5 separate regions of the Mus musculus genome follow, and all the other regions are linked to region 1. The links are chromatin loops, found by intact Hi-C in ENCODE. Cell type or tissue: left cerebral cortex. All regions are shown on one strand. Each heading gives the region's core, and the rest is flanking DNA. Links, peaks and the distances in the headings are about the cores only. Region 1 holds the start of Phf20l1 (PHD finger protein 20-like 1). Region 2 holds the start of Lrrc6 (leucine rich repeat containing 6 (testis)). Region 3 holds the start of Kcnq3 (potassium voltage-gated channel, subfamily Q, member 3). Region 4 overlaps Lrrc6 (leucine rich repeat containing 6 (testis)). Region 5 has its middle 12 kb from the start of Lrrc6.

Region 1 (5,788 bases), core at 445-5,444:
TGCATACTATCTCAACAGCACACCATAGCATCATTTTAACATAAAGACTTGCAAATGAGTTTTCTTTTTCTTTCTTTATTTCTTTCTTTCTTTTTTTTTTCGAGGCAGGGTTTCTCTGTGTAGCCCTGGCTGTCCTGGAACTCACTTTGTAGACCAGGCTGGCCTCAAACTCAGAAATCCGCCTGCCTCTGCCTCCTGAGTGCTGGGATTCCGAGTGCTGAGATTCCGAGTGCTAGGATTAAAGGCATGCCCCACCACGCCCGGCTTCAAGTGATTTTTCTTAAATTTCACATTTCATAATCAAATTATGCCAGACTCTGGGTAAGGTTTCTATTATTAACTCAACATTGTGCCCATAATGACAATTAAAAAAAAAAAAAAAAAAAAAACCTGCAGGAGTCGTTACTTCACTATACTTCACTATAGCCCATTTACATTAAGTATTTAATGATCTTTTGGCCACACTGGCTTGCCTAGCACACGTGCAGCCTTTTTGACTACCGAGTATTTGAAGAGAATGCATATATTCTCAAGGTATCAATAGTGGAATGAAAATAATAACTGGCAAGCACGGTCTTATCAAAATACAACGGGTTGGGGACCAGGAATCTAACGCTGCTCTTGTTGGAGGGAGATGCTTAGAACATGTTCTTACATTACTACTCACTAGGATCTTTCTAGCTTAAAAAAAAAAAAAATAAACACCACACAAATGAAAAATCCCCACACAAACGAAAAATCTTATAATGTTTTAGCCACTGTTTAAAACAGGTAAAACTTAAGAGCAAACAGAATTCCAAATGTCCCTTCCTGTTTTTTTTTTTTTTTTTTAATCTGAAAAGGGAAGAAAAGAAATAGCATCAACGCTTGTTACAAAAATATGGGGGATCAAGTTTACAAGGTCGTGCCTAAGGGGATATAGAATATCCTGACATGGCATCAGTGAGGTTAAGATTCATAGCCAGGACACACTAGGTGTAATGGGAACAAACATAAATATTTTAAATAGAAATCTTGTAAGTGTGCAACATACAAGGCTGTTACTTCAATGTACAGAAATAGAATCCGAAGAGGCAGTTTGCCAGTTATGCTAACATTTCCTAAGATCAAACTTCCAGCCTGTAAATCTAATCCCCCGTGACTCTCAGGAATGAGGACCTCAAAAGGCAGGGACGATTTCCATTCTCTTGTGAGGAGACAGGAGAATGAGGGAGGCGGCAGAATTAGGAACTTTTACGAAAGACAATCTATTGGACAGACCCTTAAAGTGAAACTGTGGAACAGGGAGCGAGAAAGGGGAGAAGGAAACAAAAAGAGAAATGAAAAAAGACCAGAAAGCGGTAAAAAAGAGTTCGTTGTAAGGATGGTGGAAGTTTGCAGAGATGACAGTGAGAGGAAAGAGACAGACACACAGAGCTAGAGAGCGGTGAGGGAAAGACCGCGAAGCTAAGCAGAGGGGACGAGGCGGGCTCGCAGGGGTGTCAAGGGGAGCCAGGAAAGGCCGCGGCGCGGCTGGCCCGGAGCCCGGGAGCTGCAGGTTGACAGCCGCCGGCCCGGCAAGGGAAGGAAGGCGGGGGTAGCGCGGCGGCGCGCAGACAATAGGGTCAGCGGATGGCAGGGAGCGGGACGCCGGCCGAGAGCAACGCGGGCGCGAGCGCAGCCCGGGGACCCGGCAGCTTCCAGGCCCCTCCGCCGCCTCTTACCGACTCGGCCTCGTCTCCGCACAGCAGCCGGGCCGTCCGGGGCCGAGCCGGGGCGCGTCAGGGAGGCCAGCGCGGGCCTCGTTCGAGTCTGCCCGGGCAGCAGCAAGGGAGGGAGCGGGAGCCGAGTGAGCCGGGCCCGCGGCGCCGCGTCGGCCCGAGGAAACGCGGGAGGAAGCCCTCAAGCCCACTCCGGCTCCGCTACCATCGCAGCCGCCGTCGCTGCCGCCGCTGCCGCCTCCGCAGCCACCACCGCCGCCGGCCAGCCCTGACGCGACGCCGGCCGGGGACGTCAGCCGCCCGCGACGCGCCGGAAGCGGGCTGGGTTGAGTCACGTGGTACGCGAGGGCCGGGCTGGCGCGGCGCAGCCGATTGGAGGACTATTCTGGGGGTGGGGCTTCGGCCAGGCTGGGCTACTTACACATAGAAAAGACCTGGGCTCTAGATTCCCCTTGGTGGGGTCAAGAGGATGGTGGCCTTTTGTGATTGTTGCTGGTTTCTAACAAATCCCACTACTTGACACATTGGGCAAACTTGTCAATGCACCACACACTTTTCACCGTGTCTGTTCTATCCCACGTTAAGGACAGACACAATGATCTGTATTACAAAATCAGAATTGTCTCTTTTGAATGGATACTTTGTCACGACACTCTGCTATAAATATATCACATGACAATCAAAACTGCACACTTATACTACTTTCCAAATTCAGAAATCTTTATAAAACAAATAAAAGATTCTTAAGAATCTTTAAAAATTCCTAAGAAGTTTAGGGTACTAATAGAACAAGTCTTCACAATTAATAGTATAGGACTACCTCTGTTGAACACCTACCATGTACCAAAGTCTATATTAAGCAGGAGAATCCCTATCCCAACTTTGAGAAGATCTACAAGTTATCATTCAAAGTGCTACTGAGAGAAAACATCTATTTTTTTCCCCACTCCATCACTCTGCCTCCCACGTTTTAAAAGTGCATCACTGCATACAAATGACACTTATATTTATCTTGCTTCATCGTGTACAGTGAAAATAGAAATGTTTTCTCTGACTTTCAAGAGATTTGGTAAATTGAGAAAATCTTCATAATCATCCTTTTATTCAAAAGACATTCATTCAAGAAATATATATCTAATAGTTGCAGAGTTATACTGAGCTTAGTGATGCTACAAACAATGCGAATAAGACAGTTCTGAGATGATATTTGTCTTTATGTTCTTCTTTTTAATCCTCTGTGGTTCTCATTGGTCCAATACAATTAATATTTCTATTATTTCTAGAATCTTTTTTCTGTCACAGGCAGAATTATACTTTCCACTTTTAAAATATTATGTACGGTTATTTAATTTGCTGTAAAATTAGAATACAAGTAAGATCACACACACAAGAAAATGCCAATGCAAGAAGACAGTTCTAAAATATTTTTGTCCCCCAGTACTGTGATTTACAATGTTTGCAATAATTACTGTTTTAGCAGTAGAAGTCCTTGATACACTAGGATGACTGTAGGAATTATGGATCACCTAAAACAAACATGCAATTTAAAACAACACTTGATTTAAACAATAAAATGTATAATGTTGTCAAATAAAAAACATATATTTATAAATCAGGATCATTTGTTTCAGAGTCTAATCTAAATTTAATGAAGAAGTGTCAACCCTTCATTAGATGGGATGAAAATATTAGAATCTAATGAATTTAGTCCCCCTTGAGGCTATAGGTCTCACTTTAAATGCTATTTAAACTATATTGTTTTAAAATTTGTATTTAAAGATGCTAGCAATGTGCAGAATATGGAACAAAGTTTACAAATCACATCAGTGACAGTACCACTAAGTCAGGTTTCTGACGAAAGATAGATAGATAGATAGATAGATAGATAAAGAAAGAGATGTGTGTGTGTATTACATATATATGTGTGCATTCATTTAAAAATGTGTGCTTGAATATATATATGTATATATACATATATACTTTTTCTGAATGTATGTATATACTCTTTACTATGTTGAGTGTCAACCAGCATGATCATTCTCTGTTTCAAGTAGAAATAAACAGAGTCCCTCAAAGGCACACCATAGAATAAAAGTGAGAGGGACCACCATGTACACTCAGGCAAGCAACCCTTAGCAAACTCATTGAGCAACACTCAAAATGGAGACATGAAAGTAAAGCTGAGACTTGTTTAGAAGAGGAGTTCCAGTGAAGGAGGGGGTGAGAAGGGGAAGCAGGTGTGAAAATGACTAAAATTTATGTTACAAGTGTGTAAAATAGTCAAATCAAAAATGAATGTTTTATAAATGGGAATGAGGTCTTAGGTGCATTAGTGGCTTGAGTGGCTTGAGTGACTTGTGGTCCTGTGGAGTTAATACCCTCCCTTGGAACACATGTTAAAAATGGGAGTGCCACATTTGGTTGTCACTAAATTGCAATGGGAAATTTCTATTTAATGAGGAGTTACCGGGTCTGCTAAACAGCTTGGAGTACATAAGCAGCTCTTTATCTTGTAGAATTACACCAACCCATGTATGAACTTTGAATGTCCATCTAGATACTCATAAGAATGAAAAAGTTTAAAATTGTTTGTGATGAAAACTGAGTCTCTGAGGGCCTGCATTCCACCCTGCTGCTGGGGTGCAGAGGACCCGCTGGAGAAGCAAAAATTGACAGTGTTTACCCTGCACTGCTGCCATTGGGTGCTGGGCTTTAGGGAAGCCCCAAGTCTTCCCAGGGGCTGGGTAAACACAGTCTAAGATGTGGGATGCTGAAGCTGAGGTTCCCAAGCTTCTGGATACCCAGTCACCACTGAGTTACCTCACCAAGGAGTCAAGAACTATGAAGTCAGGTCAGGGGCTCCCAAACCCTTGGGTATCTAGGCACCCCTGGGCCGTGAAGAGTTGGAAGTGGAGCTGAAAGCCACAGGGGCTGAGGATGGCAAAAAGCCCAGGGTCAGAGAAGATGAGAACTCTGCCTCAGCTCATCAGCAAAAGTCCTTAGCTTGGTTGCAGTTGTCTGGGAATGGAGGGAAGCTTTCTGCAGGAAACTTAGGCTACAGCTTGGTATTGAAGTCTTTCTCCATGCTCCCCATGGTGGTTCTTGATGAAAGAGACAGTCCTTAGTTCTAAACTGTTTATTGACTGCTCATCATGGGAAATGGGTGCAAACCACCTTCTCAGGGTGGACCAGATATTAAATAACTTTTGCAGGAAAGAATTTCCAGGAAGGGAAGCTTATTTCCTAAACCCTCAGGGCCTCTAGGTTAGCATGGAGAACTCTGATCTGGGCTAGGTGACCACAGGTCATGTTTCCTTTGAGGGAAGTGTGGCACGTGTTCCAGGCCAGGAATCTAGTAAGGAGCAGGAAGCCGCCTGCCATCTCAGATGGGTACCTGGGTGCCAAGGACTCTGGACCCACTCAACTATATCAAGTTTCCTTGCATGGTCCATTGTCCCACAGTCTCATGAGTAAAACATTTAATTGAAGTTGCCATACAGTTCAGAGGTTTGGTCCACTATCATCATGAGGGAAACATGACAGCATACAGGCAGACATGGTACTGGAGAGGTAACTGAGAGTTCTACATCTGAATCTTCGGGCAGCAGGAAGAAAAGGTATGCCACTGGACTGAGCTTGGGCTTCTGAAATCCTAAGGCCTACACCCAGTGACATACTTCCTCCAACAAGGTCACACCTACTCCAATAGGGTCACAACCTTCCAATAGTGACACCCCCTCCTCTTTAGCCTATGATAACCATTTTCACTCAAACCACCACAGTCCTATTGATATTTTGGAAGTGTTTTACGAATTACTTTATTTTAAGAGAGGGTAATGCATAATCTACTCTAAAATGGGAGCATTTGATGTGATAAAACTAACAAAAATTTCATGTAGCTCTAGAAACACAGCTCAGTGGTTAAAGCACTTTCTATGTAAGTATAAGGACTAGGGTTTGGATAACTTGAACCCATGAAATTCTGAGTGGGCATGCAGATATGGTGGCACTCATAATGCAGAGAGGGTGTATCTCTGGAGCAAGCTAGATTAGCTATATTCTAGAAAGCTAAGTCTACTTAAGAGAAC
Region 2 (5,788 bases), core at 354-5,353, 76 kb after region 1:
AGAATCAAAATATATCAGCCTCTGTGACAAGTAGAGCGTTTCAGAGTAAGGTGGAAAGATCATTGCCAGTGGGTGTAAGTAAGGGTGAGAATAGAAGCTCAGAGCTAACATATCACACACATAAATTACAGAAGCTCTGGAGAAACTTCTAGAGTAGCGGTTCACAAACTGTGGCTCTCGATCCCTACAGAGGTGGCATAGCAGATACCCCGCATATAGGATATTTACATTTTGATTCATAACAGCAGCAAAATGGCAGTTATTAAGTAGCAGCAAAATAAGTTTATTGTTGGGGGTTACCACCACATAAGGAACAGTATTAGTGTGGCAGCATTAGGAAGGTTGAGAACTGTTGCTCTTGAGTCCTGAAATCCTTTATCCTGAGCCTGATCTCAGGCTTTCGTTATCTTAGAAACTTACCATTCTACCTGGAATACGTGGGTACCAGCTTCTTCTGAGAATCTGGATCTTTTTAGCTTCTATAAGCCCCTGCTGTCAAAACTCCTAAGTTCAAGCAGAGGTAATATTTCAAGCTCTCTTGGCACTTGATGTCCAAGAGTAATCTGACTTCAGTACTCACAGGCACAGCCAGAGATATTGCCAGTGCTGTCGTCAGGTGGAAATGGGGAAGGTGTAACTCTCAGAGACGGAGTCATCTGACCGGTGCCAAGCAGAGATAAGCATATAGGTTTGAATCATATGTCTAAAGACAGCTGTTCTACATTGTTCTGCATAAAAAACACCCAAAACCAAACCAAACAACAACAACAAAAACCCCAGGAAATGAAGAACTGGGCATATTTGTAGAGATAGTAGATGTCACTTAAATTTATTCTGAGTGCTATTGGTTACCTCCTGGAATTCCAAAGTACTTCTCCCACTAAGGGGACATGGTGCCTAAAATTCTATCATTCCGATTCAGTACTTCAGGCTTGGCCAGTGAGGCACACTATTTCTTATCTACTCTTTCAGGATTACTGTTCAAAACTCCTCTGTGCAATTCCATCTAGGCCATACTGATGACCATCATCTGCCCTCCTCCATGCCATGCCTGTTGAGTTTCTTGTCTCTGTCACATCCACACCCTCATCTACACCTGACCCAGCCTATGATGGCCAACAGCCAACGCTGAACAGACACCTCTTGAAATCATAAATTTCTTTGCACTTAGCAATGCTCAGTAAATCTTTTTTTTTAAATAAATCTTTTAAAATGCATACAGACTGCACAAATTAAGCGCAATGCACTGTACTGGTTTACTGTGACTAGAGGATTTAAAAAATAAAAACCTTTTACAAATTGCATTTTTAAAAAGCAAATGGAGAGTTATATTTACGTTTGCAACTATGGCATACCTACATTCGCTTACTAAGTTGTGCCACATTAAATATTATCTGAACATTTGAGGAGGAATGATTAATCTTACCCAACTTTTCTTAGAGTCTTCAGACACTTGAGAAATGGGACTAGGAAAATACCAGACATGCATTGTGAGCTTAGAAGGACACTTCTGTGCCTTAGAATTAAAGGGGTGGTGTGTAGGCGAAGTGGGACAGGTCATAAAAATATAATTGTATAATATGTATGAATGTGTATATATATATATAATTGTAGGGAGTGAGTGAACGTAGAGCTATGATTTAAAAGGTTGTAATTGAATGGTAACAACTAATCTATAATGAACATATTTTTTTTAAGTCCTAAGTTCTTAAACAATAATTTAAAAAGAAAAACAAAATTAAAACAGTCTTTCAGTTCAGACATATTATTTAAGCTCCACAAAGTTTTTTTTTGTTTGTTTGTTTGAGTTCAGCTTATTATTTGTCTTAGACTCAGGGACAAATGCTAAAGACGTTTAAGGTCACAACTCTAATAAATAGAGTGGGAGCCAAATCAAATCTTCGTGACTTTTCACAAGTCAAATAGAATTGAGAGTACGGAGAAAACAGGCAGAAAACACGCCCAGGGAAAGATCCCATTAGGAAGTAAAGGCTCCCTGTGACTCTTTGATCTGGGCAGGACTGCTCCAAAGAAAGCCACAGGTGGGGACAGGGAACAGGATTAGGTCAGGGACAGTGGAGCTTGCCACTGCTATTCTTACTGCTTCTCTTCCGGAAGTCAGGAAACCCAGCGCCACCTGACCTCCTGCGGCTGCCATAGAATCCCTGTTGCCATGACTCCCGGATTGCGTCCCACACTCTGAGAGGCGCAGCTGCTAGGGCTGAGGGAAATCCTGCCTGCCGGTCTCCCTGTTTCCCTGACCAGAGATCCAGAAAAGCACCATGGGCCGAAGTAAGCGACCCTCACCCTCGGTGGGCTCAGCACCCGCTCCCCACGGCCAGCCAGTTCCCCTCCTCCCACCGCAGGGCCAGCCCCCAGGTGCCTCAGCTGCACCAGGCTCTCTGTCTTCTGCCCAGTACTCCTCAGATTCCCTCAAGATCCCTTAGGTCCTTCTGGGTCTGCGTAAGACCCCCTGAAGTCCCACCACGATATTTCATTATCCTATAGGTCCTCCTAAATCCTTTCAGGAGTTCTTGGGTCCCTTCAAGTCCCTTAAGTCTTATCAGGTCTCTTGAGGTCCCCTCAGATTCCTTATGTCCTCTCAAGTGCCTGCCATGTTCTCTACTTGTCACTGGCCAGCAGCTACCCAGTCTATGAAGTGGGCTCTAGGGAGAAAGGGACTTCGGGAAGACGGGATGGCTCAGCCTTAACACATGATTGGTTAGGCTGTGAAGTCCTGTGTGACACATTCTGTGTGCCACCATCTCGCTGAATAAGATAGTGCAGTCTAATGGAAGAGGGCACCAATTTTCAGAGTCATGGTTTGGTACACACCCTTCTCTATGGCCATCCTAAGAGTTCTATAACTTTGCTCTGGAACCCCATCTTTGAACCTCAGCGTCCTCATTTCCACAGCAAGGTTTTATTCTACAGTCTTAGTAAATAGGTAAAAGTGTTTATCTAAAGCTATTATAACTGTCCTCAAAGCGATGTGAGGAGTAAGTGTTTTTAGATTAGGTTGAATCATTTCTATTATCAAGGAATTTTTGATGCTAACAAATGGCATTTGCATACAGTTATCATTGTCAAAGTATCACCATATGTGTATAAGTGTGTGTGTGTGTGTGTGTGCATGCATACATGTGTGCAGATTCACATTTGTGTGCATATGGAATCTGGAGTTTGGCATCTAACATCTCAATTGCTTCCCACTGTATTTTCTTTAAATCAGGATCTCTCATTTAAAATAGAGCTTCTATTCAGTAAATTCACTAAACTGGCTGATCAATGAGTTAGAGGGGCCTGACTGTCTCTGCCTCTCTAGTGCTAGGATTACAGACATACCCTCCTCCATGGATGCTAGTAATCTAGACTCATGCCTTCATTCTTTACCAGCTGAGTCATCTCATCCTCCATAATTAATATTTTTTAGTCAAGAGACTGTGATTGGGGCTGGGGCACAGTTCAGCAGTAGAGCACTTGGGAGTCTCAGAAAAAGAGGAGGAGGAAAGAGGATGGGAGGGAGGGAGAGAGGGAGGAAGGAAGGGGCTGTGGAGAGTTTACTGAATGAATGTAAGATGGTAAACATAAATAATGAAGGAGAGTAAGATGGTGGGGTTTCTTCTTGCCTTGGAAATCTGCAAGAGGTCACCTTTACAAATGTCCTGTTGAGAAGCTAGAGAGTTTTCACCAGGTACCTAATTAGCCATGTAGGACTGGCGGAAGAGAGTGGCCTGAAATGAAGTCCAGAGAACAAGATGAATGACACTGTCACAAGTGCTCACACATTTCATGCCAGATTCAGATGTTTTCCATGCATTTCTCTCTCTCTCTCTCTCTCTCTCTCTCTCTCTCTCTCTCTCTCTCTCTCTCTCTTTCTCCAATGTTCCAAGTCAGGGTCAGGGAACCATGACCAATGGATCCATTTTTATGGGAGGTAACACAGAGCTGAGAACCACCTTGGCCAATATCTGATCCCAGGAACTAAGACAGAATGGAGAGATTTTAGGGTCCTTCTTAGACATACTCTCCTCTCTGTGATGATTAATTTTTGTCAACTTACTGCAAATTAGAGTCATCTGAGAAGACAGTCTCAGTTGAGGAACTGTGTTTATCAGATTGTTCTACAGGCAAGTCTGTGAGGGTATTTTCTTGTTTAATGTTTGATGTGGGAAGGCCTAGCCCACTGATACCATACACAGTCAGGGAGTCTTGAGTTGTACAAGAAAGTAAACTGAGCAGGCAGGCAGGCCATGGAGAGCGAGACTGTGAGCATCATTCCTCCATGGTTCCTTCGTCAAATCAAGCTCCTGTTCTGACTTCTCCCAGTGACAGATCATGATCTGGGAGTTATAAGATGAAATAAACCCTTTCTTCTTCAGGTTAGTTTTGGTCATGGTGTTTAGTCACAGAAAAAAAAAAAAATTTGGACACCCCTGCTCTACCTTGAATAGCTTTCTGCTTGCTAACATGTCTTCAGTTTTCTAGAAGAGTTTGTGGTAAGTCTATTTTTCCTTACATGGTTGGTATGGTTTATCTGTGGAAACATGTGTGCCTAAATTCTCTTTGCTAGAAGGCTTGTTACTCCGTATCTAGCTACTTGAGGTGACTGACAGCTCCTTAATCTACCCTTGTGTTTTTAATGAGCTTGGTAGTTTTCATCTTATTAAACAATTTAACATATCTTTATTAATTTTTAGGGGAGGTGCATAATATTTACAATATTCTCTGTATCCTTTAATATTTGCATATTAGATATATACATACATATATATGTTTATATATGTCCTTTAATGTTTATATAGTAGTATTATCTCCCATTACAAAAATTGGCAATTTATTCCATCCATTTTTCTGCCAAGTCAGAATAAAGTTTACAAATTTCACTTTCTTACCTCATCAGCTTTGATTTTTTTTCCTGATTTTTCCCTGGTTTCTTTGTCATTTGATTTTTGTTAGAATCTTTATTAGTTTATTTTGTTTTGAATTTGATTTGTCCTTTCCACAAACCTTAAAGTGGAAGCTGATGTCATGTCTCTGCTCTATATCTTTCTGACCATGGACACTCAATGCTATAAATTTTCCTCCCAGACATGTCTTAGCAGTGTCTCCAATGAGGCCATTCTGCCCAAAATGCAAATTTGCTTCTTTTTGTTTCTGATGTTTTATTAATAACATATATTATAATATCATATGTTTTATATATAATGTTATATGTAACATGATATATGATATTATAATGTATTATGATGTATCTATAGTCTAGAGTTTAGTTGGTGCAGTTTGGCAATGTGAATCCTCTCCAGGACCCCATCCTGGAATCTAGACTCTGTTGCTCTTATGTTTTAGCCTTGTCCTGGCACTTAGCTTTCCCTGACCTATTGTTTCAAGATAAAAACCTCTTTAATATACTTGCAATTCCTTCCCCTTGGTCTCCACATTTAGCTTTTAATAGTCCACTAGGGTCTCTTACACTTTCCCTGGTAGCTGTGCTTAGTCAGAGCTCCTATATGGACCTGTCATTTAAATGACATGCCTGACAGGTCACACTCACTATTGCATTCCTTTCCATTGATGGTCCCCCACTGCTTCACACCGGGCAGAGCTTCACAAATGCACAAATGCACAGCATCTGTGGAACACCATCTGTGGAACACCACCTGTGTCCCACTGAATGCCACTACCAGCATCCATGTTGCCATTCTGGCAGAAGACTTCAATTCAAACCCACATCTATCTTAGCCTAGCATAAGGTTTCATGGGCCACTATGGCTATCAGTACTTCTGG
Region 3 (5,788 bases), core at 421-5,420, 290 kb after region 1:
AGCAGAAGCAGTAGTAGAGGCCTCACAGCCCTGGTGATGCTGGACCTCAAGGCTGTCTTGGGTAGGGGGGCGGCGGGGAGAGGCGGGGCCCCGCCTGGGCCTCCCGCAACCAAGGGGCGGGACGATGGAGCCCCACCCCTGCGAAGGAGGGAGGGAAGCAGAGAACGCTGCGGGTGGTGAGCGCTCCGCCCGGGCGCGCCTGCTTCTGCTGCTGCTACTGCCGCTGCAGCGGGGCTAGGGCTAGAGCAGCGGGCTGGGCGCGGGCGGGAGAGGGGAGGAGGGAGGAGGCGGCGGCGCGTGTGCCAGGCGGGCGGGCGGGAGGACGGCTGGCACAGGGCTTGTAAATAAACTGCGATGCTGTCTCGGGCTCGCCGGCCCGGGTGCCGCCGTCGCCGCCGCCTCCCTGGAGCTTCGGTGCCAGGCTCCCGCCGTCGCGCGCCCTAGCGCCACCGCGCCAGCCTCGCGCGCCCTCAACGGGCTCCCCGTGGACCCCGGCTTCCTGCGCCCCTCCGGGTCCCACAGAGGACCCGCTCGGGATGTGACCCCTTGACTCCCCACCCGACCTCCTCTGGCCCCCGGGAGGCCCGCCTTTGCCTGCTTTTGGGGGGGTGGGCGGGGAGGGGCGCGCGGATCATGGCATTGGAGTTCCCGGGCTTGCAGCCGCCGCCGCCGCCTCGTCCACGTACCCCAAGTGCTCCTACTTCCCGGAGCAGCAGCGGAGAAGGCGAAGCGCCCGGTGGGGGCGAGGCAGATGGGTCTCAAGGCTCGCAGGGCGGCGGGGGCGGCTGGCGGGGGCGGCGGCGAAGGGGGCGGCGGCGGCGGCGGGGCCGCTAACCCTGCTGGAGGGGACTCGGCGGTGGCCGGCGACGAGGAGCGGAAAGTGGGGCTGGCGCCAGGAGACGTGGAGCAAGTCACCTTGGCGCTAGGGGCCGGAGCCGACAAAGACGGGACCCTGCTGCTGGAGGGCGGTGGCCGCGAAGAGGGGCAGAGGAGGACCCCGCAGGGCATCGGGCTCCTGGCAAAGACCCCCCTGAGCCGCCCAGTCAAGAGGAACAACGCCAAGTACAGGCGCATCCAAACTTTGATCTATGACGCCCTGGAGAGACCGCGGGGCTGGGCGCTGCTCTACCACGCGCTTGTGTGAGTACCTGGCCACTCGGGGCGCCCCTTGGCGGCCGTGCACCTTAGGGTTCGGGCCAGGGCTGGCATAGTGTTGTGTCTTTGGCCACTCAGAAGTGCTCTCTGGCTTGGGTTGGGGATGGAGGGACACCAGTTTGGCCTTAGCCAATGGTTCTCTGCGGTGTGACGGAGTGTTTCTGGTGCCTGGGACAGCAGGCTTTCAAGCTGAGTTGGAGATTTGAACTGGCGAGTGCGCAAAAGTGCGCATTTATTGTATGTTCTGGGATATTGTCATGGAAGCTTAAAAGAAATAGATGATATTTCTAATGAAGCAGTTGAGTGGGACAAAAACGGTCCTTTCAGAAGCACCGGTTCTTCTTGGGGTGGATAGCTTGCAATCACCACTCAATTTAGATGATATATCCCAGAGTTGAGGATAGTAGCGGTGCACACTGCCCATAGGCATAGTGCCTGTGTACGTGCGTGTTCCATGTGTGTGCTTCCCTTCCTTGGAATGGATGCTGAAGTAAAAGAATAATGGGTTTGGCTTTAATTGGGGGCTTAGACAGACCAAAATGCAGGTCTTTGTGTTCTTTTAGTAAAATGAATAGGAGAATAGAAAAGGGGCGGGATTTCCAAGCTTAGTCCAAAGGGTTTAGCTGAGCCATAGGTAAGGTGAAGCTATTTGATGCTGGAACATCCGTATGATTTATGTGCAACATCCCATAGTTTAGGTTCTACCATCTCTGTAGGTACAACTGTTGCCCATCTGTGGTTTGGCTGACCAGGGCATTGGACACCCAAGAGTCCGGTGGGAAGTTTGTCCCCTGGGACTCCTCTAGAAATAATCTCCATGCTAGCCCAGAAAGTAAATGCTAGGGCGGAAGAAAAATGGAACTCAGATGTACCGACTCCTGGGATGCAAAATACACACCCGTATTTAAGAAGGAAGAGAGGGTACTTACTATCAGAGGGATTCCTCACCCAGGACTGGAATCCTGAGTGCCACAACACCTTGGATGTGTGTGACAAGGCACTTCTTGATACCAGCTGCTTCCTGGCTTTGGCTTAGGAAGCTGTATGGCTGTCATGGTTTGGGTAGGAAGTAGACTATTACCTTGACCCTTCCAATTTAAGGCAATTGGTTTCCCTCCGGTTGACCCTTAACTGACAAAGAGGGAAGAAGTCAGGGAATGTCTTCTGTTTTTTAAGTACTTGCCTGCCTTTTGAGGTTGGAAGAGCTTTTCCTGGTTTGGCCACCAGGTGGGGCGTCCACACAGGACCGCAGTTTTGTGCAACAGGTTTCTTCCAGGTTACAAAAGCCTTTCGAGAATGCATCCCTGAAAACTCAGGAAGCAGCAAGAATAAGGATGACGTACCTTGCCAGGGACTTGGATTTTGGTTGGTCAAGCCTTTGATTCCTCTGTATTTTCAGAAAGCATCTGACCCAAAGCTTAACATGTGTTGTTCTTTCATAGTGAAATGAGGTTTAGCTGGCATTCATTCTTTGGTCTCTAGAACCATGTTCAAATTGAAATGAAATAAATGCTAGGGTATATGTAGTTTTAAAAGGTTGAACAAATTATCTGAGAGCAGGTCCTATGTCCCTTTGCATAAAGTTGTGTTCAGTGTGTGTTCAATGCCTTTGGAGCCTGGTGTTTAATTGAAGCTTGAGATTCCCTCTTTCTTCTCCTCCCACCTTTTCTAGCTGGAATCTGAAGCCTTGCCTTGCCCAGTCTGCAGAGAGAATAGATAAAGACTATTATAGAATCAGCTACAATGTTATTTTACTGTATGCTTGTTCATATCTCAGAAACCAGCTTGTAAGTGCCAAACCTATAGCCAGAATTTCCCAGAGAAGACCTCAAAACTTAAGACCATTAGAATTGTCAGATAAATACACATTGTGCTTGTTTCTCACGTGACCACAATGAGGTAATGCCTGTAACTTATGCTTCATGGATGAAAATTTGACCGCTGCAGGAGATAAAGACAGTTGTCCAGCATCGCAGGGATAATGATTTTAAACATATCTGGCTTTCTGGCTGTACTCAGATTCCATTTCTGATCCTTGGGGCATTTTGCTGAGCATTGCTGGGTGCCCATTGCCCATTGATAATGCAAGGCTCTTGATAATCATTTTTTCTAGCTCAAGTAGGAAATCAAACCAGGATCCGATCAGAACCTAGGAGCCACTGTTAGGAAAATGGGAAGTGGGCTGGGGCTAGGTTTTGTGGCTTCTGATTAAAGATATGCTTTATAGGAAAGCTCTTCTTGGGCTGGGTTTGGGTTCCTAATACTCAGATAAGCTTACCAAGTGGCTTCATTTTACATCCTTCCTCAAGCTCAGGAGGAGCCCAGACAAGGGAACACAGCTTCATTGACAATTCTGGATTTTGCAGAATTTTTAAAATTCAGACTGTGAAGTGCCCATTATCCTGTGCTGGGCTGTGGCTAATGGCAGGAGGGGACCAAGAAATTCGGTTGACCATGAGCTCATAGTTCAGTACTCTCTCTTTCTTTTGTAAATTAACCAGGCCTGTCAAGTGAGGTTTCTTTCTCCCCTTTCTGTCCTAAATATAAACGTGAAAATCAATCATTTCTCCCATCTTGCTTCCTATGCCTCAAAGGCCCATCCCCTGCTCCTAGCTATTCACCTTCACTAGGTACCTTTTCTCAGCCTTCAATCTGGTTAGGCTCAAGTTGCCCCCTATGCCTTCTCCAGGCATAGAATTATGTGTGCTGCTTTGAGCTGATGAGCTTGCTTCTCTGCCCCATGAACCCAAAAGCTTCTTGAGAGTGAAAGTGGGATGTATTTCTCTCTCTCTCTCTCTCTCTCTCTCTCTCTCTCTCTCTCTCTCTCTCTCTCTCTCTCTCTCTCTTTTCTGTTTTCTTTTTATTCTCAAGCCCTGGGAGACCATAGAACCCATGATAGGTACTTAGTAAGCATTTGCTGTGTGGATACATAGCAGAATTCTCTCAGGATTCTAGTTAATCAAGACTTTGCTATAACAGCTTTACTGTTACAACAGCGACAGCAGTAAGCAGCTGGAGTCAGCACCACGGGGTTTTAAGAGGAGAATCATCCTTGGAAGTGTTGGGCTTTGGGGGGGGGGTGGTGGATGGACGAGGTGGAGCTCTTGATTGGCTTCAAGAAAAGATCACTGCAGCCCTGTCTTTGGCTAAGGCAAACTTTGATATTACAGGAAACATGGTGGGTTCTGAGTTTGTATATATGGTTCTGCAGGCACTAAGTAGGAACGACCCGGAAGCTGAGGATGGTGGGCCTGCCGCATTGAAGAATGGTCTTCATGCTTAAATTGGCAATCATGACACAATAAGTGTACATGAGGTACTCAGCAGTCAGTTGATATTGAATCAGGATCTACTTAGAAGTCACACATACCTGATACTATCATTGTCCTGAGCCTGTTGGGAGAGTGATGCTGTCTTCATCTTGGCATTGGTGCTAGCTTGGCACTGGGAAGGCATCCTGTTGCCCTGGCCATGTCTTTGCAGCCAGCTGGGTATTGTCCCTTGCCACCTGTTAGCAAAACAAAGGGAAAGGATCTGGAAAAACACCTGCTGCTGTTTTCTAAGGGGGGCTGGCTCCGAGCATCTGGCAGGCAAGGCTGGTTGCTTTTTTCCAGCACCAGAACAGAAAAGACCTGGCTGCTGGCCTTAGTCTGAAGAGTTTACCCAGGGGTTGATGGAAAATACCTACATATGAAAATAAAGAGATTTGACAAATACTTCCTGTTTTGTGTCTCCTCCTGGTCATGTATAATCTACCACCTTTTCTCCCCCTCTCCCCCAACCCCATGAAATCCACATCCAATCTACTCCACAACAATCTCACTTCATTCTTCTCTTTCCTGTCTGATCTCCTTGCCTTGATCTTTGCTCCTCTGTCAGGTCACTTTCAAGCTTCCTGAGTTGTATGAAGGGAAAGGTAAGGTAATCGTTTCAATAGCCAATAGTATTGTGTTTTTGTTTATTTTTAAGATTCTATTTTAATCACAATGTTTCTTCTTTCCCTTTTTTGTTTCCAAACTCTCCCATAGGCCCTTTCCTACTCTCCTTCAAATCCATGACCTGCTTGTTAATCAATAGTTATTACATGCACATATGTATTTGTGTATACATATGTATTCCTAAATATAACCTGTCTAGTCTGTATCGTGGTACTTCTTTGTATGTCTTCAAGACTGACCATTTGACACTGGTTAACCAACTGGTGGAATCTTCCCTGGGGAACTACCTCTCCAGCTCCACTCAGTAGCCTGCAGTTCTTGTCTAGGGTTGAGACCTTGTGGACTTTCCCCCATTTAGTTTGTCACATTTGTTGATTTCCAAATATGCACGAATTATAGACATCTTCCTCAGTTGAAGCCAAGCTGAGAATCTTGGCTAAATAAAAGGATAGACTGTCTTTTCTTAGATTCTTGCATGGTCCTCTGTGGACCATGGCACCATTTTCAGCATCAGATTTTGTCCTCTGATGGCTGATATGTGATGTAAAGGGTTCTGCAACTTGGTGTACTTGCTTGCTTATTTCAGGGTTGCTTAAGCCACACCCTCCAAAAGTTCCAGACCTCTTGCCTGCTGATGGAAATGAATTGTGAGTTTTCCTCTCTGGAGACAGAGATTTGGAACACCATAGGTTGGG
Region 4 (5,788 bases), core at 436-5,435, 100 kb after region 1:
TCTGACTTCCTCCTTTAAGGCACAATGACTCCTCCACGCTGCAGGATGTCTCAGTACGTCCTTTCCTTTCATGGGTAAATAATATTGCACACCATAGAGACACCACATCTTGTGTTTGTTGGTTGATAGGCACGCAGAATGGATGCTTCACCTTTTTAGCTATCAAGAATTCTTTTGCTGATGGCTCAATGGGTAAAGTATTTGCCCTCAAACAGAAGGACCCACGTTTGGATTTCTAACACCCACTATATATTTTTTAATCATCTTTTTTATTTTTAATTACATTATTTATTTACATTTCAGTCATTACCCACCCCTTTTGGTCCCCCTTTTCACAGTTCCTCATCCCATTTCTCCCCCCTCCCACCTCCAAGAGAATGCTCCCCTCACCACTAGGCCTCCCCTCTTCCCTGGGGCCTCAAGTCTCTTGAAGATTAAGCACATATCTCCATTGAGGCCAGACCAGGAAGACCTCTGCTATATATGTACTAGGGGCCTCAGTCTGGCCCATGCATGCTCCTGGTTGGTGGCTCAGTCTCTGGGAGTTCCCTGAGGTCTGGGTTAGTTGAGACTGATGGTCTTTCTATGGGGTTGCCCTACCCTTCAGCTTCTTCAATCCTTCCCCTAATTCAACCATAGGGGTTCTGACTTCAGTTCAGTGGTTGGGTCTAAGTATCTGCATCTGTCTCAGTCAGCTGCTAGTTTTAGGAAAGATTCCTGCTAGTAATATGCTTGTCCTATTATGGCTCCTGACAGTAGAGGAGCAGCCATGCCAGGCTCCTGTCTCTATGAACATCATAACATCAGTAGTAGTGTCAGGCTTTAGTGTCCACTCCCTTAAGATGGATCCCAAATTGGGATCCTTCAGTCTATTTTCCACTTTAGACAGGAAAAAAATTCTAGGTCAGAAATTTTGACTATAAGTTGGTAACCCAGTCCCTCTACTTGAAGACTTGTCTATCTACTGGAGGTGGAGTCTTTGAGTTCCTTCTCTCTAATGTTGGCATTTTGGCTAAGTGACCTCCATAGAGCTCTGATTGTTTCTCTCTCCTCTCTAGTCTCTAGTGCTTTCCAGAAGGTCCTCCCACATCCCATCCCCTGAGGCTGCTTATTTTCATTCATTCTTCTGGCCCTCTGGGCTTCTCTCCTGCCCTCCCCATACCTGACCCTATTCACCCTTTCCCCTCCCCTCTTTGTTGCATCACAGGAATTAAAATTCGTATCTTATTTTAGGACAGTCTAGATCCAGTTAATGCTAAGTTAATTTCAACAGTAGACAAGACCTTGCTATTGTATTCATGCTGCTGTCTTTCCCTTTTGCTGTAGTTACCACAAACCATATCTTTATATATATATTACTTACCCCTCAGTACAGATTTATGATGACTGATTTTTATAGTCATTTAAAAATAAGCTCAGAGAGAAAAGTACAAAAAAAGTGAGTTTATATGACTTTTGCATTTACTCACATAGTTGCTTCTATTGTGGATCCTTTTTGTAATATTTGAATTTGAAGATGCTAAATAACAGGTTTGGAAGGATCAGAACTATCATGAACACATGTGTTTTCATGACTTTAACTTTTTGTTGCATTATCTCCTTCTGGGCCGAAGATACATCACTGCAGATACATGTTCTACCTCTGAACATCCGTCTCTTCAGGATGTCACTGACTTTGACCTCACAGGCCCTAAACATGGGCACTTGGGTCCTTGATTCTTTGGTAGGTGTGTGTAGGGATTCTTTGGTGTGGCTCTTGTCACTTTTCATAACACTACTGCTAGTCTACACTGCTGCTCTGCACTGCTGGTCCACACTGCTGGTCTGCACTGCTGGTCTGCATTGCTGCTCTGCACTACTGGTCCGCACTGCTGGTTTACACAGCTGGTCCACACTGCTGCTCTGCACTGCTGGTCCACACTGCTGGTCTATACTGGTGGTCCACACTGCTGGCCCACACTGCTTGTCCACACTGCTGCTCTGCACTGCTAGTCTACACTGCTGGTCAACTCTGGTGCTCTGCACTGCTGGTCCACACTGCCTGGTATGCCCTGTCCACGCTTCTCAACTGCCAACCCTGTATGGTAACAGGCTGTGTGTTAGGACAGAGTATCTTGAATGACACTTGAATAGCCACCCAGTGGCTTATAGCCCTGGAGTTTACCACTGTGACTGCAAAAGCCCTACCCACAACAGCTGATACATTGATTCTAATATCTTCATATCTTCATTTCATGTCTTCATTTCAACCTCAAAGATGCCATTTAATGTATTTCTGTATGGTAGATCTTCTGTTGGCAAAAACATCAGTTTTTGTTTACTTGTTAAAAAAAAATATTTTGAAGTTTCCCAGATAAAGAATTCTTGACATTTTTCCTTACTCCCTACTTCCTTTTTTCTTTTTTTCTCCTATCTTATTTTCAGATATCATTTCTTCCTTTATTGTCTTTTTAAAATCATTCCTCTTTCTCATAACCCCATCTCTATTAATTGGATGTGGTTATATTCATTGGAACTTCCATGCCTCCTAAGCTGCATGTCTATTTAAACTAGTCTGTCTTTTTATTCTGCAGTCTGAGACATCGCACCAGATTTAAATCCCAGAATAATTATGTTAATTCTTTCTCATTCTAGAATTCATTTCATTTTCAATTAACTCTGATTTGGCCACAATTTCTACCTTCTCACTCCCTCCTGCACCGATCGCTGCTTTTCTGTGGTGCGATTGTTGTTGGATGGATGATATCATGGATGATATTTTTTTTGATGCAGTTAGAACTCTGATTTTAATCTTTCCCATTCCCTGGATGCCTTTCCTTGATCGCCACTCTCTCTTCGGGGCTATTTTATTGAGGTGGTTAGTTTGGTGTCACACAGTAAACACAGAGAGTCTTGTGTGTCCAGTGGCTGGTGTGGGCTCACAGCTGTGAGGTGGTTTCCCTGGCCAACCTCTCCTGTGTGTGGCAGGGCTGTGTGCCCTGTGAGTGGGTGGAGCGCGTTGACTGTCAGCCTTGCTGCAGAGTGAGGGGCGGGGAGCCGAGGCAGGCAAGCTGCTCTGCCACCCAACTCCCATCTGTCAATAGCTAAAACAGGGAGGGGTTCACTTGGGACAGGGGTTTTAGTCTCTTTGCCTCCCCATGCAGAAAGAGTAATCTCAGTGACAGCCCACAGTCATAAATACACATTGTTCCTTTTGAATCTCTATCCTCAAAACCTGGAAATTGCCAGCGTCAAAGCCCCAAATCAGGATCAGCACTGAGATTCAGAGCTCTATCACTATCTTCCTGTTTTAGAAGAGTAGTCAGTCACTACTGGTGTACACGGCAGCTCTGTCACTGTTAGCTTGTGGCCAAAAGGAATGGCAGCATTCACTCAGCACTAAGTTCATGGTAATACATTTTAATGTAATTGTCAGAAAGTTAATGACACCCCTTCCTGTTTTGGGCTATCCAGGGCTTGTTTTTGTTGAGAAGCTCTTGCTGGTCGGGGACTTCCCTTTTAACAAACGTTCTGATAATTTACCACTAGAGGGCAACATCGTTGCTATTGTGGTTTGAACTTTGCAAACTACAGTCACAGCTGTGTGCCTCTAACCTTTGTCTGGGCAGGTGCTCCCTTCTGTACTGTGCCTCCCAGCCCTAAGGGGAACTGGGTACAGGCTAGTTTGGGGACATGCATATCAAGATTAGAAGTGTGTAGGGGAAACATAAAGAGAAAAGGGACTCTTTTTTCTTTCTTTCTTTTTACTTTTTTTTTTCTTTTTTCCCTTTTTTTGCTGGCATGCATGTACTTTTGGTTTGATTTGAAGGGCTAGATGTGAGAGAAGAAGATGGATGGATGACTCAGTCCATCTGCTACAGTAAATCTCAGACTTTTCTTAAAAAAGGGAATGGCGTCCCCCTTCTTTTCCTAGATGGCAAAGAAGAAGAGGAGGAGGAGAAAGAGGAGGAGGGGGAGGATGGGGAAAGCAAAACAAAGAAACCTGTCTCTCTCTTTCTTCCCCCTCTTCTCTGTTCTCCGTTTAGGATTCACCAGGGTAGAATGAGGTACCTGCTGATCGTCTCCTAGAACAATCTTGCCCTAACCTGGAGGGGAGGGAAGGGCACTAAGTGTTTGTGACCAGTAGATGGGTCAGTCTACTACTGATGGTCTTTTTTAGGATAGAAAGCAAAGGGTGGAGGAGAGAATGATTGCCTTGGCAGAGAAGGGTTGGTCACGGTTGGCCACCTTGGGACATGCTCATCTGTGACATGAAAAACGCGGTGTAATATTTTTTACATTTAGACCACATCTAAGCAAAGTAAAAACTTGTTTTTGTTTTAACCATTATGAACACATAGAGAGTCCTGAGATTTTCATTTTTAAAACCATAGCAAAACCCCAAACCATGACATTTTCATCTTGCTGGCATCTTGTGAATCAGGCTTTTCTTACATGAAAGAAAAATAGCATTAAATGTTTTGCAGAGCTTCCCAAGGTAAATGTAATATTAGTGTCAGCACAATGCATGGTTCTCACCTCGCAGGTAGCAAGAGATTATTTATTCTGAGCCAAGTAGGAGGGCCAGGGCCTATAAATAACCTAGAATGTGTCCCCCAGATCATGTGTCTATAGTGAAAGTGTCCATGAGCTCCCATGTCACTACATAAAGTCATGTACCAGATATGTTATGGGGAAATTAGGTCAGTGGGTTACAGCAAAGCAGAGAGAACCACATTGCAGGTTCTGATGCTGTCTGGCATCCGAGTTGCTGGAAGCTCATGATCTGCTAATTTCATACATTCTGAAGGTTTTTGCCTGGTAGTTGGAAGGACACTGGATCAGACACAGAAGGTGAGTGCTAAATGGCCCTGAAGGGACTAAGGATAGCTGAAGGCAATCTGGCTTAGTGTCTACAGTATCCCAGCTCTCCACAGTCACGAGGTGCTAATCAGTCAAGCAGCAGCAATCAATACAAGTGCATCCATTCCCTGGGGAGCTCCGTTTACAGTTGTCCTGGTGGGCAAGCATCACATCCCGTGCATTCAGAAGCCAGATGTGCTATGTCCCATAGACTAGGAACCCTTGTCCTTAGGATGATAGCGTTGAGTCTGAGTGGCCAGGACAGCCGAAGAGCTTGTCCTCCTGGGCGAGCAGGACTTCTTGAGACCACCTCGAAGATCAGAACTCATAACATGACCAGCGAGTGCTCATGTTGACCGTGACTATTTACTTATACTCTCCGCTTGCCCTTTATCCCATTTTCTTGTTAAAATTTAAAGCTCTGGCAGTACCCTAAGGTTAGACTTGGAGTTGCTGGTTCTTTCCATTTGCCCCTTACAACACAGCCCCATTGATGAAACCCTCTCTCTGTGCCCATCACCATTATCCATCTCTATTGTTTGGGGACCAGGGGCTGATCAGAAACTTTTGGTGCTGTTGGAGCTGGGACTTTTAGCCTTAAACTCATGTTAGTTTATTAAGTAGAGTCTAGGTTAATTTTACATGACAGCTCAGTTATTCTTTGATCCAATTTTAATCATACCCTTCCATGGGTGACTTTAATCTTGAAAATATATGATTTAATACACACACATGTAATATGTAGAAACAAATATACTGCTAAACCAAGATTATGGAACATTCATGTTTAAACCTAAAGATAAAACAAACCAAATTTATTGTCCTAAAAAAGACTGTCCCTTTCCACCATTGTGCATTCAAGTTCAGTCCAGCCTAGGCCACTCCTGGCTTGGTGGTGACAAATGCTGTTATTTAGGTAGCCAAATATGTGTTGCATAAGAGCTTT
Region 5 (5,788 bases), core at 452-5,451, 64 kb after region 1:
TATAGTCTAGTATATTAGTAGAGTATATAATATAGTATATGTAAACATAGTTAATATACATCACATACCTTGTTGATTATATTTCTATGGGGTAATTTGTCAATGCAGCAGGTATGACAATTTTCATTCTATTTATCACATAGCTAACATAAAGGCATCTTGACTTTCCCAAGAAAGTAAGGTAGGAGCTCTAAATTTCAAGTGGGTCAGGCTTGTCCGACCTATTGTAGTGTTCTCCCCACTACAGATTGCTACTGAGAAAGGGGTATAAGAAGAACTGTTGCTCAAAGATCAAATAGTTCAAGAGCCATCCCCATCAAAAATGCTAACTCAGGGAAATTTCTCCATGAGCTGAAAGACTAAACAAAAGCACCCCAAAGAATGATGACCCATTTTCACTTCTATTTCACTGATCTCAAAAAGTAGTATCCCAGTGTTTCCATGAATGAGCTGCAAAGCAGAGAGAAATCCATTGTCTTGTCCACTTCAGGACATCTGCTACAGGCAGACGCCTATGTGACTTTAATGACTCATAAGCCAACTGCCTCCTTAATGGAGCATCTGCAGGAGCCAAATTGCTTCCCCCAATACACCTGCAGATCTCTCCTACAGTTTTGTATCATGTTGCTGCCATGAAAATCAAATCCAGGAACCATTCATGACAGTTCCCCTTCATCCTACAAGAATGCTACCCACATGGAGCCTGGAGCCTTGTCTGGTGTGTCCTCTCTTATTCCCTCAGGCTGAGAAGTGCTTGCATGGTAGTGGGGGGAAGATTAGGGAAACACTTGGGTCTGCTATAGCTCTACTGCACTAAAGGAGAAGAGGTCACTTGTCAGAGTGGATGCCTTGCTTGCCCCAAGCCACATGGCCCAACGAAGGCAGAAGCTGGCTCCACTGCCCCAAGTCTCTAAGCCTCATTGGCCATCATCCCCATCCTATCCCCAGAGCAAATCTGTTCTAAGACCTACCCACTATGGTTACAGCAAGCGACTGAAATGCAGAATGATCAGCCTGCACTGCTGAGGATGCCAGCCTCCACCCCAACAGGAATCCCACTACTACTCACACACGATAGCAGACACAGGCACCTGCCAACTTGGCACATGTTGCCTCTCTGCCACATTTCCCTAGCAGGCCTTGAGGAAGGTCTGATTATCTTTTTCCCCTCAAAAACTATCCCTCAGTGTGAGCTGCACCCCATCCATCTGCCCATGCTGGGTAAAGTCTGCTACAGCTGCTAGCTACACCTGCTGGAGGACCAGACAGGGTACCTTGGGATGGAGGCAAATAAGCAGGTAGATGCTAAATACTGGCAACTGCTTTGCAAAAACCCTCTCATGCTTTTGTAGCTTTACAGGAAATAAAAACAAAGAAAGCGAGATGCCAGTGTGGGGGTAGAAACAAAGACAGTGTGCAAAGACTCCAATCGAATGCAAAAATCATTTTACATTTGAATTTGCATTTAGCAAAAATGTAGGGCAGCTGATTCTCTAGCCCATCCCAACCAAAGTAGCTACCTTTGTGTAAATGCAGTTCAAGTTCAGATTGTATACGATGGGAGTTCACTGAAACCCAGTGGTGGCTGGTCTGTTGATCCCTTTTTTTCTTTTCTTTTTTTCTCTTGTCTGTAAAAAGCAAAATAAAATCAAACATTGCATTCCAGAGTCTTCCCTGTTGTTTTTTTTTCTCCTCTCTCTTCTCTTCTTTTTGTATTTGCTCCTCATCATCCTTCCCTTCTGAATGATACACTGATGTATATATGATGTGAGTGTACATGTGTGAATATATGTGCAGGTACATGCAGGCCAAGATGGACACCTTAATGTTTATCAAAGGAAACTGGTTTGCAAGACTGGAGGCCTGTGGAAACAGGCCACATAGAGCGACTTTGGACTGTAAAGAAGCTGTCATCTGTGGTTAGTCATATGCCATTGCCCTGTTGGAAGCAGAGGGATCTACCAGATGACAAGCCCAGGCCCTGCTGTGAGGATTCTGGAGGCAGTGTCATCAGTTGCTACATGGCACTACTGTCAACCCAATGTCATCTTCAACATGGGGCAAGGTGGACACATGGGGAATTAGCTTTAGACACTCCATCGGAAGGATAAAGGGTCATAATAAAACCTACTTCACTCAGTGTTATTAGTGTGCCTTTCCTTTCTCTCTTCCTATGATCCTCTCTCTTGCAGGAGTGTGATCACTCTGTTCCAGGGGCCTGTCTGGTGCCAGTTGAGGAGGTGCACAGGGAATGTTGGCAAGGTGAATCTATTAAATGATGTCTGACTGGGCAGTGTTTGAAGCAGATCAATTTTGTCTTGTGCTGATCCTGGTGCTGTTGTTGGAGTATTTGTCTCTTATAATACCCAGATTGAAATGTGTCATTGGTATAGCATCAAGGAGTAGGACTACTTAGGAGGAGATGAAGCCGTGTGGGTGGCATTGGTGCTGTTATAAAAGGGCACACTCTACCCACTCTCACTTTCTCTTGCCTTGCCTTTCCACTTTCTTCCCTGGGATTATGCAGTAAGAAACTTCTGGCCCAAAGTCAACACCTACATCTTAAACTTTTCAGCCTCTGGAACCAGAACTAACAATCTGCTTCTTACCCAATGTGAAGCAGGCTGTTAAAGTACACCACAGAATAAGACACCCAGTGTCTCCTCCTCCTCAACTCTAGTTAGTTACTTATACATACATACATACATACATACATACACACATGTGCATACATGCATATATAAACAATTTTACTTGTCATCTGAGAGCTTCTTTCATTTTTTTTTCATATACATTCCAATGTTGACTCTGTCAGATTCCCTAATATTCCATCTTGGTGTCTACATCATTGTAATATGACTTTGGAAATTATCTTATATGTCCTTTCATAGTACTAAAGGAACAAAAATATGAATATTGACTTGAGTCTAGTTTGTTGCCACAGTGTCAGCATGGAAAACCCACAATAGAGTTGTCCCTGAGAGGAAGCTTTGCAAGAAAGAGGCAACACAGGAAGTGGTAGACATCAGATCTGTGTTTTCTCTAAGAGCTTTGCAACTTCAGGGAAATTACTCAAGCTCTCTGAAGTTCAAATGTCTCATTAACAAAAATAGGGAGGTTGGAGAGATGGCTTCGTTAATAAACAACTTCCAGAGCAACCATGAACATCCAAGTTCAGATATCCTAGCTCCCATGTGAAACAAACAAACAAACAAACAAACAGCCTAGTATAGCGGTACAAGCTGCCAATCCCAGCACTATGGTTACAGAGACAAGAGTCTCACTAATCATCCAGTCTGTAGGGATTAATGAATTCCATGTCAGTGTCAGAACCTGTCTCAAAAAATAAGATGGAGAACAAGCAAGAAAGGCTTCTGAGGTTGATTTCTGGTCTATACATATGTGCACATGTGCACTCAAAACCGGGATGCCTAGAGAATGCTCAGTGGATAGGAGCACGTGCTGCTTTCTCAAAGGACTGGGGTTTGGTTCCCAGCACCTGTATTGGGCATCTAACAACTATCTTCAACACAATAGAGCACAGGGAGATTCTGAAGGCAAAGGTACAGTGTGTGTACCTAGGAATCCATCCACATTTTACTGTAGACAATGGGAAACTTTCATCTTCTTGATGAATTTACATTCTGTAGAGCAGGGTGTGCTCTTGTCATTAAGCTGCCAATGTATATCTTCTATATCTAGCTTCAAATGCTTAGGGGAGAGGAGATAACCACGTAGTCCCTGGAGGACCACTTCCCAGTTAGTGTTTTATGGATTTGATGGTAACTTAGCATACAGTTAATGGTGGTGTGCATTGAAAGCAAAAGTAGTATGACTTGGTGATAGAAAACCTTATAAATTTGGAGTCGGGAACACTTAAGCTGAGGTCATAAACTCTCCACCTATGGAAAAGCTCTTATTGCCCGTGGTTGTTTGAATAAGAATGGCCCCATAAGCCCATAGATTTGAATGCTTCTTCGTCAAAGTGGCACTATTTAAGAATAGAAGGTGTAGGCTTGTTGGGGTAGCTGTGGCCTTTTAGGAGGAATTATGTCACTTGAGGGTGGGCTTTGAGGTTTTCAGAAACCCAAGGCAGAGCTAGTGACTGTTTCTTCCTGCTTCTGGTAGATCCAGATGTAGAATTTTCAGCTCCTCCAGCACCATGCCTGCCTGCCTTCTGCCATACTTCCTGCCATGCTGATAAAACTCTGCTATTGTAAGCAAGCTCCAGTTAAATGCTTTCTTTTATAAGAGGAGTTGTCATGGTTATGGTGTCTCTTCCCAGCACTAGAACAGTAACTAAGACACCCTGCTGTGTTCCTAGTTCATCATCATCTGTAAATCAGCAAAGTCAACTTCTATATACAGGTGAAGCTTCCAGATTATAAGTCAATGCAGGTGGGACCTACCTACTGATGACAAGACTGGTGATGACTGCTTTATTTCAACAGTGAAATAAATTTACTTTGGGAAATCACAGTTACCCTGGACCTAATTCTTACTCATTGAGATAATCACACTCTGGCTGAGCAGGGTGACAGTGGCACCTCCATTGTGTTGAATGTAAGCTTCTGTAGGGAGTTCTTGTCAGCGTTGCTTTTGAGAACATCAAAGTGCTCAGAATGATGGCTTGTATGTAGGAGCTGCTCCCAAAATGCTCATTGGGTAATTGAAGAAATCATTTTTATTGTGCTATCTGGTCACCAGTGTAGCACAAGAAGTCACCTAGTGGTCCGAATATAAAGCCAATGTCTAGAAAATATTCCCTATTTGATTTCTGCTTTGCATTAGTATTGAGCATGGACTCTCAAACACTGTGTTATTGCATCATTCATTCAGCAAACATTTCTTGGCTACCGAATGTTTTTGATGAATAGCAATTTATGGTAGGTCCTATGGAAACAAAAATAGAAAATAAATGCTTTCTGTCCCCATGAATTTCACAGCTCGGGAGAAATACAGGCTAGAAACATTTTAAATCAAATTTGACAAGTACTAAGCCCAGAAATAGCAGTGTGGGGGGTGGGGGTGGGGGTAGGGTTGATAGGAGGGCAGAAACAGATATCACAATCTTAAAGGATCCAAGACCTTGAATCCACACTTAAGTTCATTCTTTCTGTTTTTCTCCATTCATTGTTCTTTATCTCAGCCAGTGAGGCACCCAGGAAAGTTTAAAGCTCACAGATTCCCCTCCTTTCCTCCTCAGTAGGTTCCAAGGTCTCTTCTTCCAAACCATCCTGGCCACAATTGCTTCTTTCCACAACTACGGTTCTCCCTGAAGACCAGCTGATACACCACCCACCTTGTTATCATGTCCCTTTTATCTGTCTCATGTCTGTTGTTCCTGCCTCCCTCTTTAGACCTCCTAGTATTCACGGCTACGCTGCAGCCACAACTGTCCTCAAAACTGGGATAAAGGACACTCCAGTCACTGCACTTGGAGTCATACCCTGTCCCCTCCCCTCTGATTGTCTGATTGTCTGCCTCCCCATAGCATCTCATACTCACTTACCAGTCAGTCCACATCAGCCTCCCACTCCCGTCCTTCTAGAAGGCTAAGTCCTCTCTATACCAAGAGCTTTCTGTCTTGCTCTTTTCCAAGGAAGTTCTCCATACAGCTGGTACCTTCTTACTTCCTTGTCTCACCCATGGATTATTGGTGGCCTACTCTGACTACTCAAAGAATCCCTCCTCTATTCTCCTTCCTTAGTTTTCTTTCTTACCCTATTCATAGTCCTCGATCTTATGTAGCAACCATTTGTTTGTGATTTTGAAATCCTACCCAGAA

Evidence for each region. A loop is a pair of places that touch in the nucleus more often than their neighbours do. Peaks named below come from ENCODE experiments on the same cell type or tissue, not always from the same donor. Only the 100,000 strongest peaks of a DNase experiment are listed, where the experiment ranks them.
Region 2: a loop joins it to region 1, with 2.7 times the contacts of the local background. A loop is called at or near these places in 4 of 42 quality-filtered maps.
Region 3: it touches region 1 in a loop (3-fold over the local background); 4 of 42 quality-filtered maps call a loop at or near these places.
Region 4: a loop joins it to region 1, with 8 times the contacts of the local background. A loop is called at or near these places in 4 of 42 quality-filtered maps.
Region 5: a loop joins it to region 1, with 2.6 times the contacts of the local background. A loop is called at or near these places in 4 of 42 quality-filtered maps.

The regions. Positions count from the first base shown.
Region 1 is chr15:66,573,763-66,579,550 of GRCm38, reverse strand. Phf20l1 (PHD finger protein 20-like 1) reads right to left here and starts at 1,979. Exons shown (of 21, transcript NM_001081409.1): 1 at 1,704-1,979. In left cerebral cortex, for the core only: no CTCF peak of the experiment used is centred there; DNase peaks (open chromatin) are centred at 1,164, 1,547, 2,049 and 2,649; H3K4me3 peaks cover 2,004 bases; H3K27ac peaks cover 1,445 bases.
Region 2 is chr15:66,497,279-66,503,066 of GRCm38, reverse strand. Lrrc6 (leucine rich repeat containing 6 (testis)) reads left to right here and starts at 2,157. Exons shown (of 12, transcript NM_019457.2): 1 at 2,157-2,292. The coding sequence starts at 2,283. Gm31006 (a long non-coding RNA gene) reads right to left here and starts at 2,202. Exons shown (of 5, transcript XR_384154.3): 1 at 2,102-2,202; 2 at 1,427-1,466; 3 at 581-656. In left cerebral cortex, for the core only: no CTCF peak of the experiment used is centred there; DNase peaks (open chromatin) are centred at 2,169 and 2,586; H3K4me3 peaks cover 1,018 bases; H3K27ac peaks cover 875 bases.
Region 3 is chr15:66,281,188-66,286,975 of GRCm38, reverse strand. Kcnq3 (potassium voltage-gated channel, subfamily Q, member 3) reads left to right here and starts at 347. Exons shown (of 15, transcript NM_152923.3): 1 at 347-1,140. The coding sequence starts at 752. It overlaps Gm27242 (a long non-coding RNA gene), which reads right to left. Exons shown (of 5, transcript XR_875391.3): 1 at 4,526-5,788. In left cerebral cortex, for the core only: CTCF peaks have their summits at 1,154 and 2,377; DNase peaks (open chromatin) are centred at 1,545, 2,382, 2,871, 3,047 and 3 more places; H3K4me3 peaks cover 3,499 bases; H3K27ac peaks cover 3,377 bases.
Region 4 is chr15:66,473,804-66,479,591 of GRCm38, reverse strand. All of the region lies in intron 3 of Lrrc6 (leucine rich repeat containing 6 (testis)), which reads left to right. Among named protein-coding and RNA genes, the nearest start is that of Gm31006, 24 kb to the left of the region's middle. In left cerebral cortex, for the core only: a CTCF peak has its summit at 3,528 (motif pointing right); DNase peaks (open chromatin) are centred at 3,033, 3,491 and 3,851; H3K4me3 peaks cover 910 bases; H3K27ac peaks cover 2,535 bases.
Region 5 is chr15:66,510,237-66,516,024 of GRCm38, reverse strand. No RefSeq gene overlaps it. Among named protein-coding and RNA genes, the nearest start is that of Lrrc6, 12 kb to the right of the region's middle. In left cerebral cortex, for the core only: no CTCF peak of the experiment used is centred there; DNase peaks (open chromatin) are centred at 1,086, 1,989 and 2,510; H3K27ac peaks cover 2,156 bases.